2 separate regions of the Mus musculus genome follow, and region 1 is linked to region 2. A link is a loop called in an ENCODE intact Hi-C map of the cell type or tissue named here. Cell type or tissue: left cerebral cortex. All regions are shown on one strand. Each heading gives the region's core, and the rest is flanking DNA. Links, peaks and the distances in the headings are about the cores only. Region 1 has its middle 21 kb from the start of 1300002E11Rik. Region 2 overlaps Vps8 (VPS8 CORVET complex subunit).

Region 1 (10,724 bases), core at 1,350-9,349, 330 kb before region 2:
ACATCAGTACAGGAGTTTCTAGAAGACACCATCAAAATCTATGCCAAAGTAATAGTTTCCTAAAACAGTGTCTGGCTGCTTACTGAGTGATCCAGTTATCATTGTTGATGGTAATGTCAGCCTGAAGGAGACCACTGCTGCCTACTCATCAGAAGGACAGTGTTGAGGATAGTCCAACCACAGCTTCCTAAGTATCTGTGCTTATAGACGAAAAATCAATCAGGCAAGTTATTTCCTTTTTGGTTGTTGTGGTTTTTGTTTTAAAACGAGTTCTCACCATGTAGCTCCGGCGGGCCTGAAACTCTTCAGGCAGACCAGGCTGGCCTTGAACTCAACAAAAATCCACCTGCCTTTGCCTGTAAGTACTGGATTAAGTTTATATGCACCATGCCAGCAGCTCTTGTTCGTTTTGTACACCATCTGGGACTACCTTTTGAGGCTAAGAAACAACAGGTGAAAATAACACCAAGCTTGAGGGACAGCGTGGGGCTTCCATAAGTCACTTGGCCCAGGGTGTGGCTCACAGTGAACAGCAACTCTGCTCAGACTCCTTGACAGTGCCTCCTGCCTACAGCTCTCTGATGTAATGGGTTGTTTTGTTTTAATGACATTATCATGCTTTTTGAGAGCAATCTGAATTGGTATGGCAGATTAATAAATTATTTTCATTTTTCAACTTTGATCTCCATAATCGTGAGAATGATAGAATTCTTAGTCATTCCTTTCTTATTTTAAATATATATTCAGAGAAAATACAAGGTTACAGCAACTAATAACTAATCCCACTAAGGAGTTTGGTGGCAGGATAGAAGCGTGAACCTCTATCTAAAGTTGAACTCACACACACAAGTCCCAGCAGTTGACCAACCAGTGTGATAAGATGCAGTATGCAATAATGTGCCCAGATGTGAAGCTCAGCTCTTCGTCGTGAAAGCTCCAAAGCAGGAACTCAGATTCCCTCGTTTAGCCTACTGCACTGCACAAACATTATCTATTACTCTGTGTGTGTGGTGACATGAAAAACAGTATCAGACATAGACAGACGAGGCAATGTTCTCACCTAGTAAAGACTCAGTTTAATCTTTGTTTATGTATGGTTGGAAATAGCTATGTATGTATATATCTACCTGCATATACCAGTAGACTCTGCTACTAAATTCTAGGTCACTTAATGCAACATCCAGCAATGGGAACTAATGAGCAAGCGGCAGTAACTGTAATATTGACTCGGCGATCCCAACTTACCATTTCTTAAAGTATGTTCTAGGAAAAAGTGCAGACAATTTGATTTCATTTTCATGAGGTTTAAAGGAAGCACTTGAAAGCTAGGCAGCATTTGGATTAGGATATACAGGCATGTGCAGATCCCCTGGAGAAGTGACAACAGTTATCACAGACCCCAGCTCTTGGCTTTCCTCTGTGGATCAGGGATGAGCGAGCGCACAGGAGGATTTAGTGGGAACGGGGCTCATCAAGACCCGTTGCAGGGATGCACATACTCATGCTGGAGCTATTTCATAAATATAAATATTTACTACTTTTTAAAAGCTTGTCTTTCGACAGCAAATGAACCCCCCCCCCCCCCACTGAAGCAGCAAGAGTCTGTAGAATGTCTGATCTGAGACCCTGTGCAGTCGAGACCCAGAGGTTGAGAAATGCTGCAAGCCATGATTTGCACCCAGCACCGTTTGTTTCCTAATGTCAGTTAAGGGCAGCTTTATAATGTTTCAAGAAGAATTGGTTCATTTAGACTGATAGATGTACTGAGAAAAACATACTGAAAATATTTTAAGAACTTCTGCTCAGTAGAGCTAGGAAGGATGAAGGTGCTGGCCACAAGCCTGCAGCCAGAGATCCAAGCTTCGGAACCCGTGAGCTGGATGAGGATCGACATGCATGCTAAGGATCTTTCCGCCGCATGCAAGCTAAGCCCCAAGCCCACCCCACCCCCCAACACACACACATGTGCACACACAGTGGTTAAAAACAACAACAACAACAACAACCCTCCCATAGCTAGCTGGGGAGAGCAGCTTTTTTTTTCTTCTAAGTTTAAAAGAAATAATAAATCATGGAAGAATATGCTTCCAAGTTCCTTAAACTTATTTTTAATCTAAGTATAAAGATATCGAGTTCCAGGTCTCCCTTTTATATTAAACCAAACAGGATAAAAGGAGCCACTTGAAACCAGAGGGGTTAATGTTTACACAGAGGCAGCTTTTCCCAATTGTGTTCGCCTTTAAGGTTTGAACGGTTGAATGACCTTGCTGGAATTCCCCTGTCAGCTGGGAGTACCTACTGAACTTCCAAATCGAAACTACGCTCACATGACACACTAGAACGGTATGCCAAGTGGTATCTGTCCCTGCACCTTGAACCTGGTAGTTACGACTACAGATGAATCAATATGTTTTATACAAAACGAAAAGCTCTTTCTCTCTTAGGTCACTAAACAAAGTATTAAAACAAAGTATTAAATTTCATTATATTTCACATTATGTACTTATAGTACATTCAAATGCACGGCTTCAACCTATCACTAACAGGCCTGTTTTCAAATACAGAATACACCATTCTGAAGTGAGAATTTGAATCCATATCTGAATTCTGTTACTTCAGTGTAATCACCTAAAAACCTAGATAATATGAAGCCTTCATTGTTTTTATTTGAGAACTCCTAAAACATCTATCTTTGTAGAAAAGGCACCGTGAGGTGAGGTGGTCCTGTTCTTTGCACTGTGAGCCAATCATGAGATGAAACTCAACACAAAAGGTGCAGACGACAACCCCCTCGCCACACCCACCGGCTAGCCACACCCACCGGCTAGCCACACCACCGGCTAGCCACACCCACCGGCTAGCCACACCCCCTCTCATTTTCAGAAGTTGAAAACACAGTAAACATTACACGGAACTGTAGCCCAGAAACTTTTCTTTCAAACACTGTTTTGGGGTGGGGGTGGGGGTGGGGGAGTAACATTTCACAGTCCGAGTTTCTACAGAACTTTTTATTAATGTTAGAAACTGAGATGAAAGCACACTCAGCAGACAGCGATACTGAGCTTAAGGATAACTTGTTCTAGAATATCTCAATAGTGGCTGACATCTTCTATTGCAGGGGACATAAGTTTTATAATAGTTTTTAAATTTTGTACATTTTAAAGGGAGGTAGAGAGATAGTTTAACTGCTAAAGAATATTTTTATTTAAATATAGTTATTTTTCAGATTTTACGAGTATTTTGCTTGCATGTATTATGATGGTCTGAATGAAATGGACCCCCACAGACTCATAGGGAGTGGCACCATTAGGTGTTGTGGCTTTGTTTAAGGAAGTGTGTCAGTGCAGTGGGCTTTGATATTTCAAATGCTCAAGCCAGGCCCAGTGTCAGTCTCTTCCTGCTTCCTTAGAATCCAGATGTAGAAATCTCAGCTACTGTCTCAGCGCCATGTCTATCTGCATACCATGGTGACATAGACTAAACCTCTGGACTATATAAGCCAGCCCCCCAATTAAATGCTTTCCTTTGTAAGAGTTGCTGTGTCAAGGTGTCCCCTCACAGCAACAGAAACCCTAAGATATGTATATATGTGCAAACCTGGTGCCTATGCAGCCAAAAACCAGGCATCAGATCCCCAGGAACTAGAGTTGCGAATGATTGTGAGTTCCATGTGGGTCCCGGGAACCAAACCTAGACCGTATGCAAGAGCAGCAAGTACTCTTAAACTATTCCACACCTCTCCAACCCTTTGTTTTGAGGCAGGGTCTCACATGGTCTAGCCTGGGCTTGAACTCCCTCTGTAGGTGGTAATGCCCTTCAGCTCCTAATCCTCTTGCCTCTGCCTCCTGAGAGCCAGGATGAATGACAGCTGTACTTCAGCCCCGAGTGCAGGAGGAGCCAGGAATATGGGTTCCAGGGTCTTATGCTTAGGCAGGTACTCTACCAGCTGAGTCATACCTCCTGTCTTACCATGCGTTTTTTGAAGTACTGGCATATTAAACAGAAATTACTGAATGCTGTTGTTTAGGGGCTAAGCTCCGCTATTGGGATCCAACATGCAAGGCTAAAAATTGAAATGGTGTCATCCATTTCAACCCAGCAAAGTTTGAAACGGAGCCATTTCTCTGACCTGAAGAATCAGGATTTGTGAGCCAAACTTCCCCAAGTAGGTCAGCTATAACCGTAGGATTACAGCTTCCTCTATCGGTCCCTGCGGCTCCCGGGAAGAGGGATCCTGATATAAACAGGAATGTTTCTGATCTTCCATCTCCTGTCCCTTCTTTCAAGGAAATGACCCACCTTCTTCCTTCAAGATTTATTTTATGAATGAGTATTCTATCTGCATGTACCCCTGCATGCCAGAAGAGGGCATCCGATCACGTTATAGATGGTTGTGAGCCACCATGTGAGTACTGGGAATTGAACTCTGGACCTCGGGAAAAGCAGATAATCCCCTTAACTGCTGAGCTATTTCTCTATCCCCTGCTACTTTCTTTTCTTTCCCTTGAGACAGGGTTTCTCTGTGCAGCCCTGGCTGTCTTGGAACTCTGCAGGCCAGGCTGGCCTTGAACTCAGAAATTTGCCTGCCTCTGCCTCCTAAGTGCTGGGATTAAATGTGTGCTCCACCACTGCCCGGCTAACTTGTCAATTCTTTCTTCCAGTCCTTTTCTGTCTCTAAAACTTGTGCTCAGATCCTCAGAATATGTGTTCTATGTCATGGAATGAAGTGTCCAGACTCTTAACTGTGACTGTGCTTTGTCAGGCATGACATCGCACTAACTGCTGGCTGTCTTGACGACCAGCTGTCTTTCTTGCTCAGGTTCTCAGTGGTCCTACTGCCTCCAGTTTACTGACGAACAATGGATGGGGTACTAACTCCACAAGCACAGGCAACTCTGATCTTTCAAATAAAGGTAAGATTAACAAAGGAATAATTGGGACAGAGAAGAAAAAAAATAGGTAATCAAATCATCTTCTCTCCAAGGTTTTTTATCTCTATGTCTACTCACCTATTCTCAGCTTCTTGGTTAAAAATAAAATAAAATTTGAAATTCAAAATGTGTAATTGTTTCCTAAAATCCTTGCAGTCTTCAGCGGTAGACATATTTTATGTCAGTGAGCTGGCCAATGGCTGGTAACCTTAGGAAACCCAATGGGAGCCCAGCACCACCAAGACTGAGGGGCAGCATCAGATGCTGGGTGGACACGGGGACCTAAGAGTTAAATAAAGCAACATGGCAGTTAATCAGCTGGGTAATGAAGCGCTCACAAAAGCCCAAAGGAGCATCTGGCAGCTCAGCCACGGCCATTCCTGGAGAGCAGAGCCCTCACCCATCTCACGTGCCCTGCTCTGTCCCTCTCCATCGTTTCCTGCTAATTCCCTTTACGGTCAGCCATCCATAGGTAAGTTCCTGGTTCTGTGTGAACCCTAGCAAACCTAATGGATCCGAGGAGGGATCTGTGGCAATGACAAGCTGCAGCTGCTCGGCTGAGCAATCTGGAGCTGGCAGCTGTATCTGAAATATATGATGCTGGTCTCTATGAGCTGAGACCGCAGACACTTTCACACGGATGTAAAAAGCATTTTATTTCCCCTGATACGTGTCCTTTTCCAGGGCCAGCCCAGCTATGCTCACCTGAGTCATACCCAATTTATAGTGTAACACACATCTGAAGGGCTCACTTTCTTGTAGGACTGCATATTTGGATGCCATAGAGCTCCACAGGCAGCCAGGCACCTGACATGTAGCTGAGTGTACACTTCCCAGCACGGCTGGAAATGTAAAATACATAGTTTCTTCCTTGTGGGGAGAAGGGAAAAGAAGAAAGTATGTCTAACTTCCCGTCTTTTCAGAAGCTTTAAGTGACTGTTTCTATCAAGCCTGACTTGGAAGTGCTGAGATAATGTGGGATTTTTGGATGCCTGGATAGTGCTGAGTATGCAGTACCAAGAATAGACACCAGAGGGAGGAAGAAGCCCTTACAAGTTCCTGGAAAAGTGTTCCAATTATGGAATTACATAAACCCACAGTCCAGAGACCACGCACCCATAAAAGACTTGAGAGGTTCAACTATCTCGGCTGATGGGTGAATATCCACTCTGTATGAATCTAGTCCGTAAATGACTGGGAGAAGAGGCTGCAGGTCTATTCTCTTGGTACGTCTAACAGGAAACAAATACGAGGAACTGTCACAGGAAGCACAGAAATGAAACCTACCCAGACATGGCAGCTCCCTTGTGTAAACTCAACAAGTGGGCAAGCTCAGGCAGGACTGCCATAAGCACGAAGCCAGCCTGGTCTACAGAGTAAGACTTTGTGCAAACCAAAACTAACAACGAAACAAACAATCCGGGTATACACCAAAGCTGAAGAATTCAGAGAAAGAACAGAAAGAAATTGTATTAAAGAAACTGAAGGCACTGTAAGACACAACACAAATAGCCAGTGAAATCACAGAAGTAATACAGGAACAAGAGAATACCAACAGGGTGTCAGAAATCACATAAAAGAACCAAAGGAAAAAAATACACAACTGGAGAACTCAGTAACTGAGCTGAAAAACTCAATGGGTTTTCAACATTACATTTGATCAAATAACTCAGTAAACTCGAAGACAGACGATTTAAGATCATGAAGTAGAAGGGACAGAAGGAAACGTGACAGTCGAGGGCCTGAGACACTGTTAAGATGGCCAACACACACAGAGTTACAGTGTAAGAGAGGGACAGTGTAAGGTGGCAGACATCGCTCACGTCCCCAGTCCTGCTGACTGAGTGAAGGGAAGCAGGCCTCTACATCCTCATTACCTCTCTATTTACCGCGTATGAAGAGGTATGTATGTGCTATGATACACATGTGACAATATTACAGAACAACTCTCCTCCACCTAGGTTCTGGGGACTGATTGCGTTATAAGGCTTTGCAGCCAGAACCTTTACCCACTGAGCTATCTCGCCGCCCCTGCATATCTAAATTTAATGAGGTCAAAGTGTTCTGACTAATGAGCCCAAAGAAGTCCACAGAAAGAAATATAACTGAACTGTCAAAAGTCAAAGAAAAACTTGTGTCAAGAGAAAATCAATCTGTCACATACACAAGAGCTCCTAAACATGGTCAGTGGATTTCCCTGCAGAAGCTTTATAGACCAGAGGCACCGGAAAGATGAACCCAAAAGCGCTATAGCAAGCAGAACCTTCCTAGATAAAGCCTACACACGGTGGGGGAAGGGAGGCTAAGGGGTTATACAGTAGGCTAACCTAGACTTCACTAAGAAAGTGACTTGAGTCAAGGCCTGAAAGAGTAAAGGAAGTGGCATGTGGAATGAGGGAGGGACATCCCAAGAACAGGAAACAACACCAAAGGGGTCTCTCCAAACACAAAGCAGGGACAGCAGCAGAAGCAAGTGAATCAGGACAGAGAAGAAGTCGCATTGAAGAGGTAAAGGGGACACCCCACCCCCATTCCAGGGAGTGACATCATGGCTTTCGTTCAGCAGGACATGCAGTTGCCTAGGGAGATGCGTGGAGGCTGATGCACTCAGAGTTGACTCCATGGGACAATCTAAGGCATTAGGTTGCAAGGGTAACTCCAGGCTGGAGAACTGGAAAGCCCGGAATTGTATGCTAGTGAGCTGGGGAAACAAGAGAATTTTGACAGGAGCAAAGATCAGGAGTTTGAGTGGGTTAAAAGTTTGAGATGCACGTTAGACAGAGAGTGTGCAGAATTGATCTCATCACTGACCTTCCTAGATATGTCCTTCAGCTGGTGTTGTTTGTCTGACCTTTCTCCTCTGACTGTTCACACTAGTGTCTGCTGTGCAGTCGCACACACAAGCCTAGGGAGAGGTGCAGGCTGAAGACAAGTCAGAATTATAGAGCCATCAAATTGAAGAGAAAGGATTATAAATTTTTGAGAGATGGAGACAGAAGACAAAGAGAGAAGAACACACAAGGATTGAGTTCTAGGGTACCCCAACATACTGAGGTCAAGGAGTTAAGAAGGGGGCAACAGACACTAGAATGGATAAGTGGAGGAGAACCAAAGCTAAGAGATCCTGAAGGCCACGAAGGAGGGGCAATGGCTGACAGGTCAGGTCTGTACACATTACTTAGTGGCCACACACCCAATTCAGTACATTCTCAGCAAACCTGAAATAGTTCTTAATGTTTTAGGATCTATGTTCATTAAGAATAGATATTGAGCAAAAACATATTATTTGGTTTTAAAGTATATCAAATACACCTGTCAGCTGTCATATATAGACACACGTATCTTTTATCTAGAACATTTTTTTTTTCAGTTTTTTGAGACAGGGTTTCTCTGTGTAGCCCTGGCTGTCCTGGAACTCATGCTGTAGACCAGGCTCTGCCTCTGCCTCCCAAGTGCTGGGATTAAAGGCGTGCGCCACCACTGCCTGTTATCTAGGACATTTTAACATGTATTTACTTTGTATGTGTGAACACGCCACAGAACGCACGTGGAGGTCACAGGACAATGTGCAGAAGTTGATGCACTCGCTGTGTGGGTCCCAGGTATCAGACTCCGGATAAATTTGGCAGCAGGGACCTTTACCTGTTCACCCATTTCAAAGGCTCTTAATCTAGAACATTTCTTAAAATAGTAGTCTAAAGATTATTAATAGATTGTATGAGCAAAAAGAAAGTTTTAGCTACACTTGTTTGGGGAAACGATATAATTTTCACAAAAGAGAGAGAGAGAGAGAGAGAGAGAGAGAGAGAGAAGCATTTTGCAAAGTTCCTATCAATACAGAGCTGTTGTTCTAGGCTAGCATCCTATCACTACAGAGCCATTCTAGGCTAGCATCCTATCACTACAGAGCTGTTCTAGGCTAGTGACCTATCACTACAGAGCCATTCTAGGCTAGTATCCTAGCACTACAGAGCCATTCTAGGCTAGTATCCTAGCACTACAGAGCCATTCTAGGCTAGCATCCTATCACTATAGAGCCATTCTAGGCTAGTGACCTATCACTAAGATCCATTTATTCTGCCGGCTGTTCTGAGTTAACATCATTGGGAAGACACTGAGTTAAAAGTTTTGGCATATTCTTGTCCTTACCATATGTCAAAACTTATGTCAGCAAATCCACTGCAAGGTATTCTCGTTCTGCTAGCTCAAAACTTTTCCTGGAAATAAGATCTGCTTCTGCAGTATTGATGCTAGAAGATATGATATTCTTTGTGTCATTCTTATACGGGTACATCTTCCCAGCCTCAGGCTCTCTTATTAGTCATCAAATATCAAAATCAAATGATTTCATCTCTTGAAACACTGAATAGAAAGTTGTCAAATAGTTGGATAATCTCAACTAACACCTTTTAAAACTGTTTCCTACAGACTATTGGCAACATACCGTATTGATTTTGCTTTTGGCCAAGTTTCCTTATGTGTGATAATCATTTCAATGATTTAATAATTTTATGATGTTCACATCTTACCAACTTATGTCTGTTCCCTGAGACGGGTTATAACCTTGGACTATGGACATTTCCCTATTTCTTCTCTCATTACTCTAAAAACCCTGTTCTCAGTTCTCTTTCAAGTCTGAAAAATGACGCAGTACAGAAAACCTGATGTCAAAAGGTTCAATTATCTCCATGTCAAAGACAGGAAAGTGCAAGGTAAAAAAGAAAACATCACAACACATTGCACATCAATACCACTCAGCTAAACAGTACCGTCTTTTCCTAGAAACACCAGCATTGTCTAGGAAATATAGTCTGCAATTCTCTTTGTCCCTCACTATCTCTGGCTCCCACCCTTATCACACTCAGCTGAAAATGGCAAAAAGGACAAAGGAGTATTGGGAAAGTGCACTTACGGTGGACAGACAGACATGTGCTGCACAAGTGATGGCCTGTGGAGCTCTACACTCACAAGATCGTTCTGAATCTGAATTAGTGAAAGAGTTCTGGAGACCCAATTTACTTCTTTCTCTCATCCTCCTTCCCAGTTTGCTTTCTAACATGTATGAACCTACACATAAGTTGCCAAGGACCCTCCTCGAAAGGCAGGCAAGCAGCAGGCAGGCAGGCAGGCAGGCAAGCAGGCAGGCAAGCAGGCAGGCAGGCAGGCGGCAGGCAGGCAGGCAGGCAGGCAGGCAGGCAGGCAGGCAGGCAGGCAGGCAAGCAGGCAAGCAGGCAAGCAGGCAAGCAGGCAAGCAGCAGGCAGGCAGGCAGGCAGGCAGGCAAGCAGGCAGGCAGGCAAGCAGGCAAGCAGGCAAGCAGGCAAGCAGGCAAGCAGCAGGCAGGCAGGCAGGCAGGCAGGCAGCAGGCAGGCAGCAGGCAGGCAGGCAGGCAGGCAGGCAGGCAGGCAGGCAGGCAGGCAGGCAGGCAGGCAAGCAGGCAAGCAGGCAGGCAGGCAGGCAGGCAAGCAGGCAAGCAGGCAGGCAGGCAGGCAGCAGGCAGGCACAACTCCTGTACTCTTGCTTTCCTCGTGGCTGGAACAGGAGGACCTGGAGTGATCCACATGCTGGCTAATATCTTTGACAAATGACTTTCAAAACTATCCAGTCACCAAGTTTGCATCAACTCTGGGAATGTTTAGACATTAACATCAGCAGTGGCTGGTTCTGGTGACTGCCACCTCTGAGTGAGCAAGCTGTTGACAATGAGCAGGCCCATTGTCAGGTTTTTTTCTAGAATAGCAATGTCAAGCTTCCTTCTAGGCAAACAGGCTTTTAGGGTTCCACAGAACAAGATT
Region 2 (10,724 bases), core at 1,641-9,640:
GTCTGAAGACAGCTACAGTGTACTTACATGTAATAAATAAATAAATCTTTAAAAAAAAAAAGATTAACTCCCAGGACATACATTAGGTGGCCTAAACCCTGTCTGTCACTCTAGTTCCTGGGGAGTCAACCCTTCTGCCTACACACACCTATACTCTCGAGTGCGAGCACACACACACATCCACACATACATATCATTAAAAATAAAAATAATATATCTTTTAAAAATTAGATAGGAAAAGCACACAGCTGGGCTCTCACAAAATAAAGGGCAGAGTGTAAAGAGAATGGAGGACTGAAACCAAAGCAAAGCAATAGAAGCCACCTGGGTGGTCCTGTATTGTATGTCTGTCCTTCTGTCACAGAAGAGCCTGAGTTTCCATGCCATGAGTTGTTGGGACCTTACACTAACAGCAACAGAGAGAAGCATAGCCGAGGAAAAGCCTAACCTGGGATCCTTAAAACCCTGCATCTTCCATAAAAGGACATTTGAAGAGGAGGAAACACCCGGCAGAGGAAGATGAGCAGAGGCCTGGCTTGGTGGGGTAAGTCTGTACTCTCTGAGACTGCCATTAAGACACTGATGTCAGAGGCCTGTCTCTATCTCCTTAGAATGTTAACTCACTCTCTTCCTGTGCTAACTCAGGCCAAGAAACGAAAGCAGTGATTCTAGGAAAAGGTACACATGGGCTGTGTGAAAGAAACACATTCCAAACCAATAAAGGCAGAATAAGTCCCACCAATAAAGGCCCTGCCCAAAGATGTGCTCAAAATAAAACATTTGAACACCTACCTCATGAGATAACAGACCATGAACGAGTGCCACTAGGGACTGCCAATACCAGTAGTTAAACCCTAAAACTTACCAGGCAGAATCTGTTTTAAAACTATTACATACAAAACAGAGAAGGAGAGCATCATCTAAAGAATCCTCAGAGCCGGGCGTGGTGGCCACACCTTTAATCCAGCACTCGGGAGGCAGAGGCAGGCGGATTTCTGAGTTCGAGGCCAGCCTGGTCTACAGAGTGAGTTCCAGGACAGCCAGGGCTATACAGAGAAACCCTGTCTCAAAAAACAAAAACAAACAAACAAAAGAGAATCCTCAGAAAGTAACACTGATACATTATCCATATCTCATCAGTTTCACTCAGCCAATAAAGTCTTTAAATTAGAAAAAGAAGAAGGAGGAGAAGGAGAAGAGGAAGAAGAAGAGGAAGAAGGAGAAGGAGGAGAGGGAGAAGAGGGAGAAGAGGGAGGAGAGGGAGGAGGAGAAGAAGAAGTAGTAGTAGTAGTAGTAGTAGTAGTAGTGCCCACTACTGTTGCTGTTTAAATATAGCATTGAGAATTACTGAGGTCCCCAAAGATGCTGCTGGATTCCAATGGCTGGAAAAACCACTGGTATGTCTACTTAGGAGTCTGTCTTCCAGTGACAGTGAGAGCCAGCTGCAGAGGCTGGAGTGGTGAGTAAAGAGTCTGGGACAGAGGACAGAAGAGGCAGGAAGAGCACACAGGGAAGCAGAAAGCTGAGAGAAGAAGGGAGAGTATCAATGCATGCATGACTGGAATCCCAAATAAGAAGGAAGGCGCTGGAGCATAGCAAGTAGCCCACCAGGGAATTCAATAATGTTTCCTGAAATAAAAACACCTGCATCTCTAGCCTGAAAGAGCACCAGGGGGAAATGGTCTGAACTGACACATGGAGATGCAGAGGATTCTAAAAATAAAGAAAAGGCCAGGGAAATAAACCCATCATTCGGGAAAGCAAAAGCCTCTAGGCTAGTCCCGGACTTAGCCACAGTGCCAGAGGTAACAACAATACTTCCTAGATCTTTAATTAAATGGCCTCCAATATAAAGACTGGAGACGAGCAATTTGAACGCGGCTCGAAGAACATTGTTCTCACAAACCTTGAAAATGCTTAAGTTGGTACAGAGTTCTGAAAGATGAGATGCCTGAAAAACAAATTTTAAAAACCCAGAAACACCAGGCACTAAGCAGACGAATAAGACAGATCAATTCAGACTAAGAGAGAAAGCTGTAAAATCAATTCAGCACCTAGGCAAGAAAGACGCCAAAGCAGATGAAAGAGGAAGTAACTAGACTGGGGAGGTGACTCAGGAGGTAAGACCACTGGCTGCCCTCACAGAGGACCTGGGTCCCAATCCTAACACCTATGCGGTGGCCCACGACTGTCTGTATCTCCAGCTCTAAGGGGTCTGACCCCTCCTCTGGCCTCTGCGGGCATTTCATGCATGTGGTGCACAGATATACATGCAGGCAAAAACAAATGCCTATGCACATAAAATAAATATGTAAAAAAGAGGACAACTCATTAGTTTGGAGATAAAAATTAAGACCATGAAGAAAAATTTATCATGGAAATTGAGATGCTAAAAAAGAACCAAACAGAAATTTGTGTAATCAAAGAATGAAATACACAGCAGAACCTGCACAAAACCTTTCAAAGATCCAACTGTGAACGTTTCAGCGTGGACTGGACAGGGGAGAATTATGAGGCCCCGCCCTTATCTTAGGCCCTATGGCAGTTAATGGCTGTAGGAGGGGACAGTCATAGGCATAACCACTACTAAATTCTCCACAATCCAGTAAACACTGCATCCAAGCATGTGCAACCAATCCTGACTAAGCTCTTGGATTATTTATAAACAAACAGGCAAACAAGAGGCATGTGAGAAAGAAAGGGGATTGTAGAAGGAGACAACAGAGGGGAAGGGGCAATGTATCATCAATATTAATTATATGTATTTATATGAAAGAGTAAAAAAATTAAAAGCTATTGTAAAAAAAAAAAAAAAACAACCAAACAAAAACAATATATCAAGTATATTAACCATGGCACCAAGGAGTAAGGGACGGAAGGGACTCTATGAATTCAAACCATCCTAGGTTATATAGCAAGTTCCAGGCCATCCAGAGCTAGTGAGATCATATCTCAACAACAACAAAACCAAACTATACTAAACGGCAGAAAACATCACCAGAGACGTGATCGGGCCCAAGAATGGATTCCAGGCACAGGGGACACCGTCAAGACAGCAGCACATAGAGATGTATAAAAGGAAAGGCAATTAATAACCACAACCCAAACAAGAGACACAACCTAAGAAGTCATGGGGTAGAAGGAGATGAGATAAAGTCTAAAGGCGTACACAATTTATTCAATCAAAGTATAGTGAAGATTTTCCAGAGCTAGAAAAAGACATCCAAACCCAAAGACCTGATCACCGAAGAACCTAGCCATGGCAAAATGTTACAAATACATTGCCTAGCATTGTAAGGAACAACTCCACATCACAGAGAAGACACCAGCATAACATCGGATCTGTCACCAGCACTGAGAGCCAGGAAAACAGGTCTACATATTTCAAGCTCTGAAAAGAAACTGCCAACCATGACTGCTACATGCAGCCAAGTTCTCTCTTAAAACTGACGGAGAAATGACTGCTTCCAGAACAAATTAAGGCAATTCATGACAACTGAGCCCGCACTGTCTTAAGGGACACTACACAGAAGGAGAAGAAAATTGTCTCACCCACAAGGACACAGGAGAGAATGCATTTCACAAGAGAAACAGCTAATGGAGCATAGTGAAGATGGCCCCAACCAGTAAACAAATGAGGAAAAAAAAAAACAAAAACCTACCAATAATTCACCCAGACACAACCTCCAACAAAACTATAGCAAATAGCAAAACCCACCAGAACAACCATCTTTTTTTGTTTGTTTATTTTGTTTTGTTTTGTTTTTTGAGACAGGGTTTTTCTGTATAGCCCTGGCTGTCCTGGAACTCACTCTGTAGACCAGGCTGGCCTCGAACTCAGAGATCCACCTGCCTCTGCCTCCCAAGTGCTGGGATTAAATGTGCCACCACCGCACGGCTCAGGACAACCATCTTATACACAAAATGCCTTAACTAACCAATCAAGACCCAGAGAAAGGCTGGATGTGGGGGTTGGGAGGACAGACAAGATCCAGAGCTGGGGAGATGGTGCTTAAAACACAGACTAAGTGTGAGGCCTGGAGTTCATATCCTTATATGTATATATATATATATAACCTATATGGCTATATGGCTGTCGTGGCCCAATTTTAATTTCAGTACATTAGACATTAGAAGTCAAGCTAGCCCTATCAGTGAACTTCAGGTTTAACTGAGAGATCCTGCTAAATGAGTAAGATAGGACAGTAGGAGGACTGCCCACATCAACCATGGGCCTTTACACAGACATGCACATGACCACACATGCACAAGACATATGTGCCACACATATATGCACAAGAAAGAAAACCAGTACATGCTGCCTCCAATAAACCAGTGTAACTAGCAAAAACAGCCAAAACCGGGGAGTCAACGGTCAGGAAGCAACATACCAAGTAAAAGTACGCTGGAAACAAGCTGGCTCAGGAATTTCTATATCTGATATGGTAGATAGCAAATCAAAACCAGTCAGAAGAGGTAAGAAGAGAAAAATGGCATGCATGAAACGAGTGTAAATACTTATGGAAACAATGTAAATAGATCACAGTCCTGGGGACCCACTATGTGGTCTTCTGACATTCACTGTGGCATACATATACATGCAGACCCCCTCTGACTCACTCCCCTACACATAAATAAATAAGAAAATGTTATTAAACATATATTTTTTAATTGAAATAATTCCTTGTTTCTTATCAGACCACAATGGAACCTAGAAATCAACAGCAAACCTCAAACACTACACAAACATGTAAAGACCAAACAAAACCCTGGTAAAAAAACAGTAGTCCACAGAACCCAAGAGGAAACTTAAAAATTACCAGAACCAGATGAAACTGGTGGCACGCCCTAGTGGCGCAAGAACCAAAGGGAAAGGCTTACCATTCTAATCACTCATATTAAAAAATCAGAGAGATTTCAAAATAGGTAACCAAATGATTTGCCTCAGGGTTCTCGAGAAATAAGAAGCCACTAAAACCAAATACACAGACAGCAAAAAATAATAAAGATGGGGACAGAAATGGATGAAACAGTAAAGAGTAATTATATAAAATCAACCAGTGCCTCTTTGAAAAACATTAACAAGATTCACAATTCCCAAGCCAAACCAAGCAAAAACAAGTCAAACAAGGCCAAACGTATAAAGTTACAGATGGAAGAGACCTATCACCAACGAAATACACAAGGTTACTAGGAAATGCTTTTAAAATGTATATTCTCAAATGTGGAAACACCTAGAAGAAGCATGTTAACTTCTGAATGTGTACAACCTGCCCAAACTAAAGCCAGATGAAACCAACAATGCGCACAGACCCAAGAAGCTGTGGGACAGAAGCAAAGTGAAAAGTTTCCCACAGGCTCCAGCCAGAGCCGGGTTCTGGCCCAGGACTGGGCGGCATCAGTCTGAACTGAGCAGGAAAAATCTACCAACGCCTCTGAAACTGTCCCACAAATGGGAAGGAAAGGAACACTACAAAAGCCATTCTAAGAAGCTGGTATTTCCAGCAGCAAAACAAGGACACACGTACAAATCACACACACAAGCAAAATACAAACCACAACACACAATTTCCCTGATGAACACGGGTGCAAAAGGGAAGATGCCAAGACTATCCCTACTTGGAAGATGATGTCCTTAAAGGACCCCGTGGACTCTAGCAGAGAACTGCTCCATCTGTCAACACGGTCAGTACAGTGGCAGGAGACAAGGTCAGCTTTCTTATGCAGTAATACTGAATCTGCTAAGAAAGAAATTAGGAAGATTACCCCGTCCACAATTGACGAAGAAAAGGGATAAAACCATAACCAAGGAGGTAAAGGCCTGCACAATGAGAATGTTCCGACTTGAGGAAGGAGATGAACAAAACACCAGGTAATGGGGACGTCCGCTATGTTCCTGAGTTGGCAGAATTCATTGTATGGAAATGACTACATTACCAGAAGTATTCCACAGATTCACTGTAATACCTTCAAAATTCCAATGGCTGCCCTGAGAGGACATCATAACTGTTAAATAGCATTACCTATTGACTCCACGAGGAAAGTGTGGCTGCTGGCAGTAGGTACGAGGTGCCACCTGCTGGCAGGACACAAATTAGCACTACTGACATTTTAACCAGTAAAGCTCATTCTTCTGCCTCCAATAATAGCTTCTTTAATTTGTTTTTATTTTTTACATTTGTTTGTCTTAAGGCAAGGTCTCAGAGATCCAAGCTAGCCTTGTACTTCTAACTTTTCTGTTTCAGATTCCTACGTAATAGTATTAAAGATTAAAGTACAACAAACCTCCCAGATACTACAAACCCAAACTATGCCACCCAGCAAAGGAAGTCTTTTTATACAGTTCTTAGCACTGTGTGTGGATGGAGAAAGCCACTCCCAGGACATAAAGATATCAGAGGGAAGTCTCACGGATTTGGGAGATGGCTAAACTGGTAAAGTGCTTGTATGTATGCAGCATGAGAACTGGGTACAGTGCCCAGCACCCATGTAAAAGCTGGGTGTGGCAGCACATATGCAACCCCAGCACTGGAGAGGCACAGGCAGGAGAAGCCCAAGGGATTGCTACCCAACTATTCTACTCAAATCAGTGAGCTCCAGACTGAGTGAGAGAACAAGGTGAAGAGCCATAGAGGAAGACCCAGTATCAATCGCCAGCTTCCACATACACACAGCCACACATGTGCACACACAGACAGAGACAAATACATAGACACTGACAGACACAGTCAGTCATAGACAGAGAGACACGGAGACAGAAACAGATAGACACAAACAGATAAATATAGACATTGACAGACATAAGCAGAGACAGAGTCACAGACAGTCGCAGATGAGAGACACAGACAGACACAGAGACACACACAGACAGATACAGATACAGATAGACACAGAGACATAGAAAAACAGACTAGATACAGTCACAGACAGACAGAGACACTGTCACAATCACAGACAGACACAGACAGGAAGAGACAGACACACAGAACTAAGACAAACACAGACACAGAAACAGTCACAGACAGAAACAGACTCAGTTACAGACACAGACACAGGCAGGAAGCAAGAAAGGAAGGGCAGAATCTCAATGCTAGGAGTGGACTACCTCCTTATGAGTTGTTGGTCAGAAAGGCTCCACTGGTTCCCAAAACAATAAATACTATGACCATTGCTGTTGACTGCCCATGGCAACTCAATGGTAAGACCCAACTGTGCAAGGCACCAGGTGCTTTGGCTTCAGGCCATAAAGAAACAAAGCTGAACTTATTGACATTTCACAGTGCTAGAAGGTGCTATGTAGGCTGCTGGGGGAGAACTATCACTAATGTGAGGCTTTCAAGTTACAGCAGGTGCAAGCCAGTCAAGGTGTGCCCACTTAAGGGGATAGCCAGCGTTTTTCTGATTGGAGTTGAAGCCTGCTCTACAGGAGGGAACTCACTCTGGTAGCCTGATCAAAAGTCCAGTCCTAGTGAGGAAGCTACAACTGTTTTGCCAACTGGGCATGATGTGCCTCTCAACTTGCCTTCTACATATCCATGCTGATGCCAAAGCACTGCTGCTCTTAGGCCTGGTGAGAGAAGCTTTGACACTAGGCGGTGGTTAACGAGACAGGTGACCCTTAGTACTCAGATACCAGCTAAGAGGGTATCTACACCACCTGCCCCAAGGTACATCGCAAAAAAGAAACATACGAATGTGAGGGCCAGAGGAAGAGTCAGAGTGTCATGGAGCCTTCATAGGACCTACGCTGGATTTGGTCCATCGAGAGGCATAGAGAGGGTCCCACCACTTCTTGCAGGTGCACAGGCAGTTTACTCACTGCTGAGGGAAAGGATTTGCAAGAAAGAAAAGACAGGAGACTAGACACACACGTAGAAGTGGATGGGGTGGGAAGAAGAAAGGAAAGGGAGAGAAGAGAGGGCAACAGGGGTATAATCAAAACATTACATACACATGCATGTATGGAAATAGCAGAATAAAATTAACATATAATAATAAAAACTTACGAAATGCCCCTCCTGTTCAGAAGCCATCCTCCCTTCATTTGAGTAGGACAAACAAAAGAAAGGCATAAATCCAAGAGCTATCTCCTCAACAGCACTTCACTTCAAACTGAAATGCACCATCTTGCTCCCTCTTCTCCTTCCCTCTCTTCCCTTTCTCCCTGCTAGGAAGCCAGACTGGACTCAAAATCACTGTGCAGCAAGAGATAGTCTTGAACTGAATATCCTTGGGTCTCAGTCACCTGCAAGTTGGAGTTATATAAAGTGTCTCATCACAATCCAACATCTTCTCCTGCCGGTCCACCTCACGTGCCGCTTGCATCTCAGCCTTGGTCAGACAGGCTTCTCTTTGCAGTGGGTGGGAGTTAATGCAGACTCACAGCTGGTCCAAGTGCTGAGAGCGAGTGATGCTGAGTGCCCAGCTCTAAATGGACCTGCCATCAGCTCCAAGGAGAGCCAGCGGGGACTTTAGCCTTATTCAGGATGTGCCCTTGGTACAACAGTGTGGGACTGGTAAGGGGTTAACCAATCACTTCCTGGTCGTATTTCAGGCCTGCTCCAGAGGAGGAAATTCATTTCTCGTACTGTGATCCTGGTCAAGAGCCCATGCCTCAAGAGGTCATGGGCCCTACCAGGGCCTCTGCTCGTGGGCCTGAACAGACTGAGCCCTTGGGGATGAGGGCTGACACCCTGCTGTTACTGTTGCAGGGGAGGGGCATTCCTTCCAGTAAACAGCCCCAACCTATGCACACAGGCGCAGCCCCACTTAAAGCTGGCAAGTCACATGACAGTGGGAGGAGAGCTGCTCACAAGACAGGCGCAGGAGGGTGTTAGGAGAGTACTGGGGGTCAGTACACTAGGACTAAAGATATTTCTAACTCCTACCTAGCTACACCTTTCAAATCTAGTAAACAAATTTGAATCTAATGTTTAATCTTGTCAGGTTTATACACAATTAAATGGGATTTTCTTATCAAGATCATTTTCAATTTTGACTCTTGCTGCTACCTAGCCCTGACAGGCTTGTCAATAAACTAACTTTACTTATGTCACTGATAAAAACTTGGGTATGAGCCGGCGGTGGTGGCACATGCCTTTAAACGCAGCAGAGGCAGAGGCAGGCAGATTTCTGAGTTCGAGGCCAGCCTGGTCTACAAAGTGAGTTCCAGGACAGCCAGAACTACACAGAGAAACCCTGTTTTGAAAAAAAAAAAAAAAAAAAAAAAAAAAAGACAAAAAACAAAACTTGGGTATGAAGGTATGCATGCGCGCACACACACACACACACACACACACACACACACACACAGACACACACATACACACACACTATATGCACATATACATATATGCAAAGATTAATCACAGGAGCCTGACATTACAGACTGGTAGAAAAGGAGGATATAACCTATACAAAACTGGCTTTCTGTGTCTGGTTTTAGAGTGCTCTTTCAGTGGATAGAAGAGTATCAGTGCCGCTTCTATATATAAATAGTACTACGGCAAAACATTTACTGAAAAGTGCCTACTCCGCCCTGGTAATAAACTGATCATACAGAAAAAACTTAAAAATATGAAAGTACATTAAGAGAGAATGAATAACAAGCCACCAAAAATATGTTTGTGTGCAAATGCTGTGACTGGGGATGTTCCACAACACCTGGGGTCTTCAAGATGTGAACAATTATATTGTAGCTACACACGTCACACACACTGGGCTCTGGCGTTAATTTCTCTAACACGTAACGTTTATCTGGACTTTTTGAACTATGTTCACACGAAAAGAAGTCTTGTTCAACTACACAGTGAAGAACTGCAGATGGAAACCCTGAAGTCCAAATGTTTACATTCAGTCACTAACTTCCTTGTTATGTGCCCTAAGCGACTTACCTCGTCTCTCTGTGCCTGCATGCCATGTATAACGGGGAGCAGTAACAGCGCCTGCCTTAGAGAGTTCTGCTAAGAATTACATGGGTGATATGCAGCAACCATGCACTGCCTAAACACGACTCTGCCCGCTCAAAGCCTGGTCCCTGGGGTGGGGATGCTTAATGATGGTTGAACTTTCAGGAGCTGTAGTCTGGTGGAAAGTTAATTATGTCTCTAAGAAAAGAAAATGTTTTCCTCATAGGAGTCCATGAGAGCAAACTGCTAAAATGAGCCCAGAACCTTTGGAGTACTGTTGGGTATGCACTACCCAACACTCACACATACCCTTCTGACATGACAGTGCCGTTTTCCTCAAAGCCCCCACCTAAGGTGACTGACCAGATACCAGTGCTACACTCTCAAATTGCAAAAAAGGTGAGCTGAATGGATCTATTTTTGCCTATAAAGTAACTAGCTTTAGATTTTTTTCATAACACTAAATAGATTAAGGCAAAAGGTTTGTAATAGAGTCTGTCATTAGATGTTTAGAAACCAAAAGATTAGGTGTTTACTAGAATTATTTATTTTAAATTTTGAGCACAGGCAAAGATGACTTGAATTTCTGATCCATCCTCCTGCCTCCGCCTCCTATGTGCTTTTTAAGTGTGTGCTGTCTCCTACATAATACTGCAGCTCAGACCCAAGTCTTGGTGCCTACCAGGCCAGGACACTGCTGGGTACCTAGCCAGCCATGTGGTTATCACCATGATTAGCCACTTAACTCAGTCCCACTCAGTGGCGCACTGTCATCTGTCTGCTCTGGACACAGCACTACATGGCTGTTAAGAGCTG

Evidence for each region. A loop is a pair of places that touch in the nucleus more often than their neighbours do. Peaks named below come from ENCODE experiments on the same cell type or tissue, not always from the same donor. Only the 100,000 strongest peaks of a DNase experiment are listed, where the experiment ranks them.
Region 1: it touches region 2 in a loop (4-fold over the local background); 15 of 42 quality-filtered maps call a loop at or near these places.

The regions. Positions count from the first base shown.
Region 1 is chr16:21,810,411-21,821,134 of GRCm38, reverse strand. No RefSeq gene overlaps it. Among named protein-coding and RNA genes, the nearest start is that of 1300002E11Rik, 21 kb to the right of the region's middle. In left cerebral cortex, for the core only: CTCF peaks have their summits at 4,336 (motif pointing right), 5,754 and 5,955 (motif pointing right); a DNase peak (open chromatin) is centred at 5,969; H3K4me3 peaks cover 250 bases; H3K27ac peaks cover 237 bases.
Region 2 is chr16:21,483,936-21,494,659 of GRCm38, reverse strand. The region is part of intron 20 of Vps8 (VPS8 CORVET complex subunit); the gene reads right to left. Among named protein-coding and RNA genes, the nearest start is that of Vps8, 66 kb to the right of the region's middle. In left cerebral cortex, for the core only: a CTCF peak has its summit at 6,074 (motif pointing left); DNase peaks (open chromatin) are centred at 6,071 and 6,532.